2 separate regions of the Homo sapiens genome follow, and region 2 is linked to region 1. The links are chromatin loops, found by intact Hi-C in ENCODE. Cell type or tissue: natural killer cell. All regions are shown on one strand. Each heading gives the region's core, and the rest is flanking DNA. Links, peaks and the distances in the headings are about the cores only. Region 1 overlaps SERPINE2 (serpin family E member 2). Region 2 has its middle 33 kb from the start of FAM124B.

The links. A loop is a pair of places that touch in the nucleus more often than their neighbours do. Peaks named below come from ENCODE experiments on the same cell type or tissue, not always from the same donor. Only the 100,000 strongest peaks of a DNase experiment are listed, where the experiment ranks them.
Region 2: a loop joins it to region 1, with 4 times the contacts of the local background. A loop is called at or near these places in 18 of 110 quality-filtered maps.

What each region holds. Positions count from the first base shown.
Region 1 is chr2:223,991,461-223,996,841 of GRCh38, reverse strand. SERPINE2 (serpin family E member 2) reads left to right here. Exons shown (of 9, transcript NM_001136528.2): 4 at 4,842-5,039. Among named protein-coding and RNA genes, the nearest start is that of MRPL44, 37 kb to the right of the region's middle. In natural killer cell, for the core only: CTCF peaks have their summits at 2,817 and 3,016 (motif pointing left); a DNase peak (open chromatin) is centred at 3,031.
Region 2 is chr2:224,366,214-224,371,594 of GRCh38, reverse strand. No RefSeq gene overlaps it. Among named protein-coding and RNA genes, the nearest start is that of FAM124B, 33 kb to the left of the region's middle. In natural killer cell, for the core only: CTCF peaks have their summits at 2,149 and 2,350 (motif pointing right); a DNase peak (open chromatin) is centred at 2,404.

The DNA of each region.
Region 1 (5,381 bases), core at 114-5,113:
GCCTCCCAGAGTGCTGGGATTATAGGCATGAGCCCCTGTGCCTGGCTATAGAGCCTTTTTTCATAGAAGGGAGAGAGTCAATAGGAAGAAGAAGCCCAAAGACAAAACCTAGGGAAACTGTCGCCTTTCAGGCTATGTTTCTTAAAAGTGTGGTTACTGGTGTCCCTGCATCAGAATTATCTGGGCTATGTGTTGAGAAGGCAGATCCCTGGAGCCCAGCCCACTGCATTGGAATCGCCGAGGGAGTGGCTGGCAACTCCCAGTCTGCCTCTGCCTCCCATCACCATTCTTACACACCCAGATGTTGGAGACCCATTAGCAGAACTAGTGAAGAGGTGGACAAAGAAGGCTCCAGGGAGGGTGGAGGAGACCCCAGGTGACTTGGGTAAATTCGTGGCGTCCCTTCTCAGTGGGGCCTGGACCATGCAGTCTGGGCGCCCTTCCTAAAACCATAAACCATCGGGAGGTCAGCACACATGAGGGTGTTCAGTGGAGTCTCCAGGTGTCTGGCATCTGTAGGCTTGTGAAGAGTGGTCAGAAGCAGACGCCCTCAGGACTGGTTCTTGGTCCTGACTCTGTGGCTGGAGGCTGTGTGACTGTGACATGTCATTTTGTCCTCTTAGCCGCTGCCTTGATCTGTAGAATGGCAATATTAAACCACATTAGTTAGACCATGTGACAGTCTTCAGAGCACCTGGAGAAAACCCCCACGTGTGCTGGGAAGAAGCATGGAGACTCCTGCAGCACTTTGCAGCCCTGTCAGCCCCAGCTCCTCCGTTTGTAACAAATATTTTTAATACTCTCTTTACTATTCTGAAATGAAATTCATACATCATATTACTCTATGCACACACACAAATTTTTAAAAATTTGAGACAGTGCCAAACTGTAATACAAAGGAAAACAAAAGAAATGTATATATGTAGTTCAATAGGTAAACCCTTGGGTACAACTACACTCAAATACGTAATAAAGTAGTCAGAGTCTCAGAATAATTGTGAATTGACAGCTACAAAAGCAGACAGAGACAGGCATGTTGTCCTGGTGACTCATAAACATGAGCTGTGTTAACTATTGCTGATGCAATTTTTTCTGAAACGGTGCAAGACTTTTGATAAATTTCTGAACAAAACAAAGCACAGGCTCTGCTTGATTTGCGTGGGACTCACATTCCTGGCAAATTCAGCATACATGAAAAGGATGCAAAAACAAAAACAAAAACAAAAACAAAAAACCCAAAACACCCTGTGTTTACACACGAAAAAGAACGAGGTTCTGGGCTCAGATAATTATAAGTAGGTGTCCTACCAATGCAGAGATCCGGTGGGGTATTGAAAAGCCACGGGAGAAGCAGCACAATTCTTCATTGGGTGGGACTGTTTTGAACATTGCAGGACAGATAGCATTTCTGGCCACTGCCCACTCAATTAAAAACATCCCTGCCAAATTCCAAACTGCCTTTACCTGGGGGTGAACTGCCCCCACTGAAAGGTACATGACCACATGGTAGAGCTCAGAAGTGACTTGGAGCTCAACTGTTTGTGTCTGGAAGGTTGCTGGGTCTGTCTCACGGAAATGATAGTTCCTTCCCTACAGAGAGTGGGAGAGCCCAACGCGCAGGCCTTTTGCAGGAGGAGACCCATCAGGGATGGGTCTGGCCTGTTGACCTCTGCAGACTCACTCATCCTTGTACTCTATGTTCCAGCCACACAGGCCTCTTCCTAGTCCCCTTACCCACCATCCTGTCTCCTGTTGGAGAACCGCACACATACACTCCTGCTGCCTTCTCTCCCTCTTCCCTGGTTAAGGCCAACTCATTTCTGTACCATACCATGAGTGGCAGGCATGAACATTAAAAGCACACATTCTGAGTTTGAATCTCGGTTCTGCCACATACTACCTGTATAACCTTGGGCAAGTTATTTAAGCTTGCTTTGCATCAGCATTCTCGTCTGTAAAATGGAGAGATGTAATAGTGATACCTATTCAAATAATTCTAACAACAATTAAGGCTGGTGTGAGGATGTGAATAATACATAGAAAGCATTTAGCAAAGGACTCTGCACTTAGTAAATGTTCAACCAGTGTGAGCTATTTTTATAGCCATTTCTGAGGTACTGTCCATCTCAGACCTCACCAACTAGGTCAGGTCACCTTCTTAGCCCTCCATAGCCTTGAGTAATTCCACTTCCAGATATTTATTTAAATTGCAGCTGTATACTTTTCCAAGTTATTTTATGTCAGCCTGCACCTCTCTCTCATTCGTAGTTTTTGAGACCAGATTTCCTTCTTGGTTTCTTATTTAAGAGAGTACCAGGCACATGGTAGGCAGGTAGGTATCCAAGGATGGATGGATGGATGGACGGACGGATGATAGATGCATGTCTGTGGCAGTTACTGATGGCAGGTTTCCATGTGCCTCTTTGCCTCTAAACTATGCATTTTCTTTTTATTTCTTCATGTCCCCTTATTATATCTTAGTCCTCCCAGGGGCAGTTGGAGGCATTATTTGTCTCTGTAAAAAGGGGCTAAGGACATTTCTACAGACAGTTATTGAGCACTGCCTGTATGCTCCATGTAGTGCTAGGAGTAAGCAAAAAGTGAATGGCAGAGTCTCATGCAGGTCTCAGTGTAGCTGAGGGAGACAGACACATTAAAATTGGCTAGAATAAAATACTGCAGGTGTCATGGTGGGGCCAGGCATTGGGCTTTACAGAAATCGGGAGCAGAGACATCTCTTAGGAGGTGGCGAGGATGATCAGAGAAGATTTAGAAGTCCAGGGGACCATTGAGCTATGTCTTAAAGGCAAGTAGGAATTGAACTGGGTAATGTTCCCAGCAGAGGCAAGAAACAACATTCACTATTAGGAAGTCAATTATGAGCTTGCTAGTGGGATGGCATAAAGTTCTAACTTCGCTCCCACAGGACAGTCTGTTTGCAGCCAGCTTTGTGTTGAGTTGAATGATGTCTGTTTATGGCTTAGATATTTTCCTTCTTTGTCCTGACTTAAGGTGGCGTTAGTGCCCCCTTGTGGAAGTAGTGAGTGGTGATGGAACTGTCTTAGCAGCACGCTGTGGGAAACTTCAGTGTTTATTTATCATGATTTATGTAAACACTTGTTTACTGTACATCAGAATCCTCTTGAGTTTCATTTAAAAGGACTTAATACTCTCACCCCTGAATTAGATATTCTTGCTTCTTCAAAAGCTGTTGGTTTTACTCTCACCATTTAAAGTAGTATAACTTGTATTTATATTATGTATTTATACACATACACACATACACACACACACACACACACACACACACATATATTTGAGCTAATAATGCAGTGAACTAAGTTTTAATAGCTTTGGGCATTACTGATCCCTATTTAAAAACACACATACATACAGACACACACACAACTGAACCTTCAAAGACCTCAGAATAATTGTGAAGCTAACTGTATAATAACTGTATAATAAAAGGAAGCTAACTGGAAGACCAAACCTTCAGCCACAGGTAGCATTTTGGAAGGCTCTTTCAGCCACGGGTAGCATTTTGGAAGCATCCTGAAATGAGAAGAATTGTGTTCACTCCTTCACTCCTGATACAAGTAAGACGGACCATTCCCAACGTCTTGTAAAGAGCATTTTCCTTCAAAATTAGGAGTTCTAGGACAGACCTTAATTTTTTCTGTCTTTTTAAAGATTTATTTTATCTTATTTTTTTTAGAGACAGGGTCTCATTCTGTCACCCAGGCTGGAGTGCAGTGGTGCAGTCATAGCTCAACACAGCCTCGAACTCCTGGGCTCGGGCGACCCTCCCACCTCAGCCTCCCAAGTAGCTGGGATTACAGGTGCATGCCACCATACCCAGCTGGCTAATATGTTTTTAATTTTTATTTTTTCTAGAGATGGGGTCTAGCTATGTTTCCCAGGCTGGTCTCAAACTTCTAGCCTCAAGTGATCCTTCCTCCTCGGCCTCCCAAAGTGCTGGGATTACAGACATAAGCCACTGTGCCTGGGCTTTATTTTATTTTTCATTGACCCATAATAATTGTACATATATGGGGTACAGTGGTAATGCTTTGATACATGTATACAATGTGTAATGATCAAATTAGAGTAATTAACATTTCAGTTACCTCAAACGTTTCTCATTTCTTTATGGTGGGAACATTCAAAATCCTCTCTTCTGTTGTCTCTAATATTAGCACCTTGCTTGATGCCTGACCCATAAACAAAGACACTGATTTTTTGTTTCCTTTCTTCTTTAAGCAGTTAGGAGGCCTTGTGATACCCAGAGATTCCAAAATAATGTTTGATGTTTCTAAAATCTTAAGAGAAATGAAGCATTCACCCTTAATAACATACAGGCTGAAGTGTTTATTTTTGACTGGGATTGAATTAAACCAAGTGGAGCAAAACAAAACAAAATTGTTTATCTTGTACTGACCAGAAACCCTTACTATCAGTCATTTATTGGCAAAAAAAAGAAAAGAAGAAGAAGAAATAATTCATTATCAAATGTAGCTTATTTGGATGAGTAAGATTTTTTTAAAGCCTGGACTTGCAGGGAATTGATAATAAAAGAATTTCTTGATGAAAAGTTTTGTAACCCCTAGCTAGGGGTTTCTAAAGTCTTTTCTGTTTCTCTTTTAACTTCTTTTTAACTTTAATATTTAGTGGGGGAGGGGAACCTAGAAAGTACAAAAGGGTAGTTTAAGAAGATTCTCTTTAACACTCCTTAAAAATCCTTTGATTTTTCAGTCTACCTGATGACAGCTGCCATTTGCCCTCAAGCCGGCCACCAGTCCTGAGGTTATTTTTCCCTTGTTTGTTCTTTGGCTTCACAGATATGATTGACAATCTGCTGTCCCCAGATCTTATTGATGGTGTGCTCACCAGACTGGTCCTCGTCAACGCAGTGTATTTCAAGGGTCTGTGGAAATCACGGTTCCAACCCGAGAACACAAAGAAACGCACTTTCGTGGCAGCCGACGGGAAATCCTATCAAGTGCCAATGCTGGCCCAGCTCTCCGTGTTCCGGTGTGGTGAGTTCATGCTCAGCGAAGCCTGTTCTAGGATGTGCTGGCGGCAGAAAGGCCCTTGAGTGCTTTAACTTAATTCCAGAGCAAATCTAACTTTTCATCTTTTAAAAAACTGGGGAACAGAGCAGGGTGCTGAGAGGCAGGATTTTTATAAAGCTCATGTAAATCTGTGTTATGTACAAAAGTTACCATGCATAGCATAATATGCATAATATATGCATAAGTTATGTACAAAAAGTATTAATGCATGGCGTGTGTAGTAGGCTTTTTGGTTGAAAACTTAAAGATGAAAGGACAATTCATGAAATGAGTATAAGTGAGCATTAAACACAGCAACTCATTAGC
Region 2 (5,381 bases), core at 282-5,281, 370 kb before region 1:
CTGGGTCAAATGGTATTTCTTTCTTTAGGTCTTTGAGGACTTTCCACACCATCTTCCACAGTGATTGAACTAATTTACACTTCCATTAATGGTGTATAAACGTTCTTTTTTCTCCACAACCTCACCAGCATCTGTTATTTTTTAACTTTTTAATGATAGCCATTCTGACTTGTGTGAGATGGTATCTCATCGCAGTTTTGATTTGCATTTCTCTAATGATCAGTGATGTCGAACTTTTTTTCATATGATTGTTGGCCGCATGTATGTTTTCTTTTGAAAAGTGTCTGTTTATATTGAGGATAATAATTCTAAGGAGAGACAATAATACTGAATTAGAGTTGATACTGATGACAGAGCTATCTGGCACTTCCCACATGCGAGGCACTCTCTTGAACATTTTGGTCTTCACAAAAGTCCTGTGGGGTAGGTGCTGTGATGATCCGAACTTTACAGTTGAGAAAATTGAGGCACAGAGAGGTCTAGAGCCTAATCCTGGACTGTGCAATGAGTCATGGGCACAGTTAGGATTGGAAGCGAGGCTGTCAGGCTAGTGTCTGTGTCTCTGACCACTAGCCTAACAGCCTGGCTTCAATCTATTAGGAAGAGGGGGGCAAGAAGAGTGACCTGAGCTTCACGCGGTCCACGCTGCCTCCACACTGTGCACACACAAAACTGGCGTCACCCTGGTTTCCTTTCTGCTCCTCAAGCATGCCCCACTTGTTCCATCTGCCTGGAGCTTTCTGCCCAGACCTGCCTGGTGGACTCCTTGTTGTCATGGAGTTTCAAGTTAAAATCCCTGCTGCAGGGGCTTGACCAGCTGACACGTTATTAAAACAACCCTGGCACCCAAGCCCTAGCGCAATGTCAGGACCAGAGTAGCTGCTTTTACAAATAATTTGTTCAACAAATGCACAGCAAGGAATAGGAATGTGGAAGAGGCTTCCATTCTCTGGAAGCCAGAAAGTAAGATATAGTCTTAGTGAGTTTGGGTTGTGTATTAGTCTGTTTTCACGCTGCTAGTAAAGACATACCTGAGACTGGGTAATTTATAGAGAAAAGAAGTTTAATGGACTTACAGTTCCACATGGCTGGGAAGGTCTCATAATCATAATGGAAGGTGAATGAGGAGCAAAATCACGTCTTACATGGTGGCAGGCAAGAGAGCTTGTGTAAGGGAACTCCCCTTTATAAAATCATCAGATCTCGTGACACTTATTAAATATTCGCAAACAGCAGGGGAAAGACTCACTCCCATGATTCAATCACCTCCCACCAGGACCCTCCCACATGTGAATTATAGGACCCAAAATTCAAGGTGAGATTTGCATAGGGATACAGCCAAACTATATCAGGCTGCTATCACAGAAAACCATAGACTGGGCAGCAATTTATTTCTTATGGTTCTGGAGGCTGGACATCTGCATTTAGGCTGCCAGTATGGTCCAGTTCTGATGGGGACTTTCTTCTTGGCCTGCAAATGGCCACATTCTCACTGTGTCGTCATGTGGTGGAGGGAGACAGAGAGAGCTAGTTCCCTGGTGCCTCTTCTATTAAAGGCACTACTTCCATTATGAGGACTCCACACTCATGGCCCAATCACCTCCCAAAGGTCCCACCTCAAAATATCATCGTACTGGGGGCTAGGCTTCAACATATGAATTCTGGGTGGTGGGGGGGAACATTCAGACCATAGCAGACATGAACTATATCATTCATGTTTGTATCCCAAGTTCTGGGCCCACTCCAGAGAGCCCTCTCTGCTTTTCTCAGGTATGTACTTTTCCTAGTTTGCCTGTTGGCTGCAGAGCTATTACAGCAGCAGTGGCTTCTTCCTCATCTCGTCCTTATTAGTGTACAAGCATCACTGCACATGTCTTTCATGGTTTGTGCTGTTGTGCTCTATCTGAAGCTCACCCCCAAGGTTTGGGCCTCCTCTGTTGGTCCCACAGTCATGTCCTGTGAGCCAGATCCTAGAGCTTGTTCAGGCTTCACAGGGCTCCACCAGCCAGAATCACTGCAGGAGCCCTGAGTGCAGCTCAAATGAGGGGATCTGGGGATGTGGGGGCTTCTAAGGAGCAGCTTTTCTCTTCGGTCAAGCGATTCTCAAGGGTCACAGCAGAAATGATGCTGTCATTCTCATTGTATAGGGCTGTTTGAGTTCCTGCGGGCACTGACGGTGGTTAATTCAAGCTAACACCCATTAAAAGTCATGGTTCCTTTATGTCCTCTCACGGGATTGCAGTTGCATTTGGGAATCTTCTCTTGCTTTGTGCAATGATCTAATTCACAGAATTAAGCAGGACTGAATTTCAGCAGGATTTTTTATGGGATGTGTATCTTATTTACCTTGCTTTTCACCCTATCAAAAGTCTGTCACTAGAGGGCACTGTTGTAACACTATGTAAATTACTGTGGCCGAATCGCCAAACCCTTTTTTCCCCCCTCTGCTTCACCCCAAGAGAAGACATGGTAGATATTTAAAAGTTAATTAATGCTTAGAAAGTTCCCCCATAGGAGTCTTGGTGGGAGGCAGAGCTCACCTGAAAGATGTCCCATCCCCATCTCCCGTGACTTGGGCTTATGACTTACACTTGGACAGTCAGCTAGTCTCACCTGGAGTTTTGATGTTCACACTCAAGAATGCGGCGGATTTCTTTTGGGTGGGAAGAGGACGTGGTCAGCATTGCTCTGGTCAAAGGAAGAAGCGATGTCTAGTCTTTGACCGTGGGGGCGGCGGAGCCTTTGGACCCACCTGGTTCTGTGGCCTGATTTTGGTTGTGATTCTGCCACAGTTCTCGTGAGTTTTCTGAGCCCAGTTCTCCAGCCTTCTGATAAATTCATTGTCAGCCTGAATCAGCCAGAATCAGTTCTGCTCTTACAGCAAATAATGGAGGCTGATACAGGTGCAACACTGATTGGGTTGAGGCCAGGTACAAAATTGGGGCACAATGTTAAGAAATTGATGGTCTGGATGTTCTGTTGGCTTTGATTCTTTTACTCTTTTCCTTTTGGTTTGCTCCTTTCTCCTCTTCCATGGCTTTGACAGTAAGGTGCCCAGCTCCTACTCCTTTAGCAGGCTAAGAAGGAAGCAGGAGGGGACACAAAGATGGAGGCAGGGTCCCTTTGGAGAAGTAGGTCCTCCTGTTAACTTTTGTCCAGGCTACACAAAACAAATCCTGCAGGCCACGTGTGGTCTGGCCTAGGTTACCAGGACAGAGCCTCAAATTAGTGTAGGGCCCTTTGATTTATAAGCAAGAGTGACTGAGAATGGATTACTTAAACAAAAAGGGAGAGAAGGAAAGTTATTGGTCATGTAGCTAAAAAGACTGTTGTCAGGGGATCACAGCCCCAGAGCCACATCCCATCAGCTCGGCCCTGGAGTGGGAAGACTTTGTCTTTTCAGAGAGCTCCAGGAGAAAATCCACAGGGAGAACGCTGATTGGCCTGGCCCGAGTCACACACCCATTCCTGGGCCAATTGGGTGGTCTGTGTGGCAGGGCTCTCTGATTGGTGGGGCCGTGGCTCTGGGTCCATTTGTTGGAATGAAGGATGAGGGGACCGGAGGGAGGAAGCCAGCCCCACAGAGCGACAGGGAAGGACCCTGTGCAGGAAAGGGACAGAAGTGAGAGGAGACAGCAAAAGCAGGCGTCCATTTCTGGCCAAAACTGTACCTGGCAATAAGAGAGGAAGGCCCTTTTCATGTCCCCGTGAGGGGGTCTGTATTAGTTCATTTCACACTACAATAAAGAAATACTTGAGACTGGGTAATTTATAAACAAAGGAAGTTTAATTGACTCACAGTTCCACACGGCTGGGGAAGCCTCAGGAAACTTACAATCATGGCGGAAGGCGAAGGGGAAGCAAGGACCTTCTTTACATGGTGGCAGGAGACAGAAGTGCAAACGGGAAATGCTAGACCCTTATGAAACCATCAGCTCTTGTGAGAACTCACTCACTATCAGGAGAACAGCCTGGGGGAACTCACCCCCATGATCCAATCACCTCCCACTGGGTCCCTCCTTCCACACATGGGGATTATAGGGATTACAATTTGAGATGAGATTTGGGTGGGGACACAGCCAAGCCACATCAGGGTCCTTGGATGTGGGCTTTGCTTATGTTTCAATGTCTTTTGACCTTGTGAGATCCCCCAGCATACAGTGACCCTCAGTCTGTTTTGTTTCCTTTAGAACCTGTATTAGTTTTCTAGGGCTGTTGTAACAAATGACCATAAACTTCATGGCTTAAAACAGCAGAAAGTTAAAGTTATTCTGTCATAGTTCTGGAGGCCAGAAGTCCAAAATTAAGGTGCTGTCAGGCCCACTTGCCTTCATGGAACCCAAAGAGAGACTTCCCTGTCTCTTCCAACTTTTGGAGGCTTCAGGCCTTTCCTAGCTTCAATCTCTGCCCCTGTCTTCACATCGCCTTCTTTTCTTTGTGTCTTCTCTGTGTCTCTTATAAGGACACTTATCATTTGGTTTAGGGCTCACTCAGATAATCCAGGATGAACTCATCTCAAGATCCTTAATTTAATAACATCTGCAAAAACTCTTTTTCCAAATAAGATCACATTCACAGGTTCTGGGGGTTAGGGTGTGAACATAACCTTTTGGGGGGCTACCATCAACTTACAACAGAGCACTTATATAATCTTTTCTGGTTCAGTCATTTATTTGTATTACGTGTCACCCTCCCTTTGCCCACTCCACTGCTTGCTCTCTTTCTCTCTCTCCCCACCCAACTCTCCTCTGTCTTTCACTCCATCAGAGCTAGGATCTGTCTGTCATCTCCATAACTGTATCCATAGGACATAAAACAGTGCCTGAACAAGGGAAAGAAAGAATGAAAGATTGGGTTTCCTTGGACTGTGGCCCCTTAGCACTTTATCCATAAATTTGGTGCTGCTCTTAACCTATTGTGTCAGTGTTGGGTATGTATGTACATATGTATAGATCCCTGGTTTTAATATGCGCTCCCTGAGGCCTGTTTTTCATAATTCCAGGCAATCATTTCTGCCCCATAATTCAGAGCAATAAAATTGTGTGCCAAGTATTATGCTACACGCTGACTTGGTTATTAATAATAGATAAAGACAAGTATAAATACAGCCCACACATTGCATAGGTTTGATTTTATTTGGATTCCAGCTGTAAATAATTTTGGCTTTCTCCCATTCCTCCCAATATTTTTCTCATATCAAATTACAGGGTAAGCTGCCAAGCCTTGAACCACGTGTGGCCACAGCCTTTAAGTATGTTTTTACTCTAACCCTTCTTTTTCAAGTCAATCCCTTTGCCAAATTTTTAATTTTCTTAAATTGGCCCAGAACAATTGAGGCGTGAAAAGAAGCCTTCATATGGACAGTAAAGTGGTTCTAACAA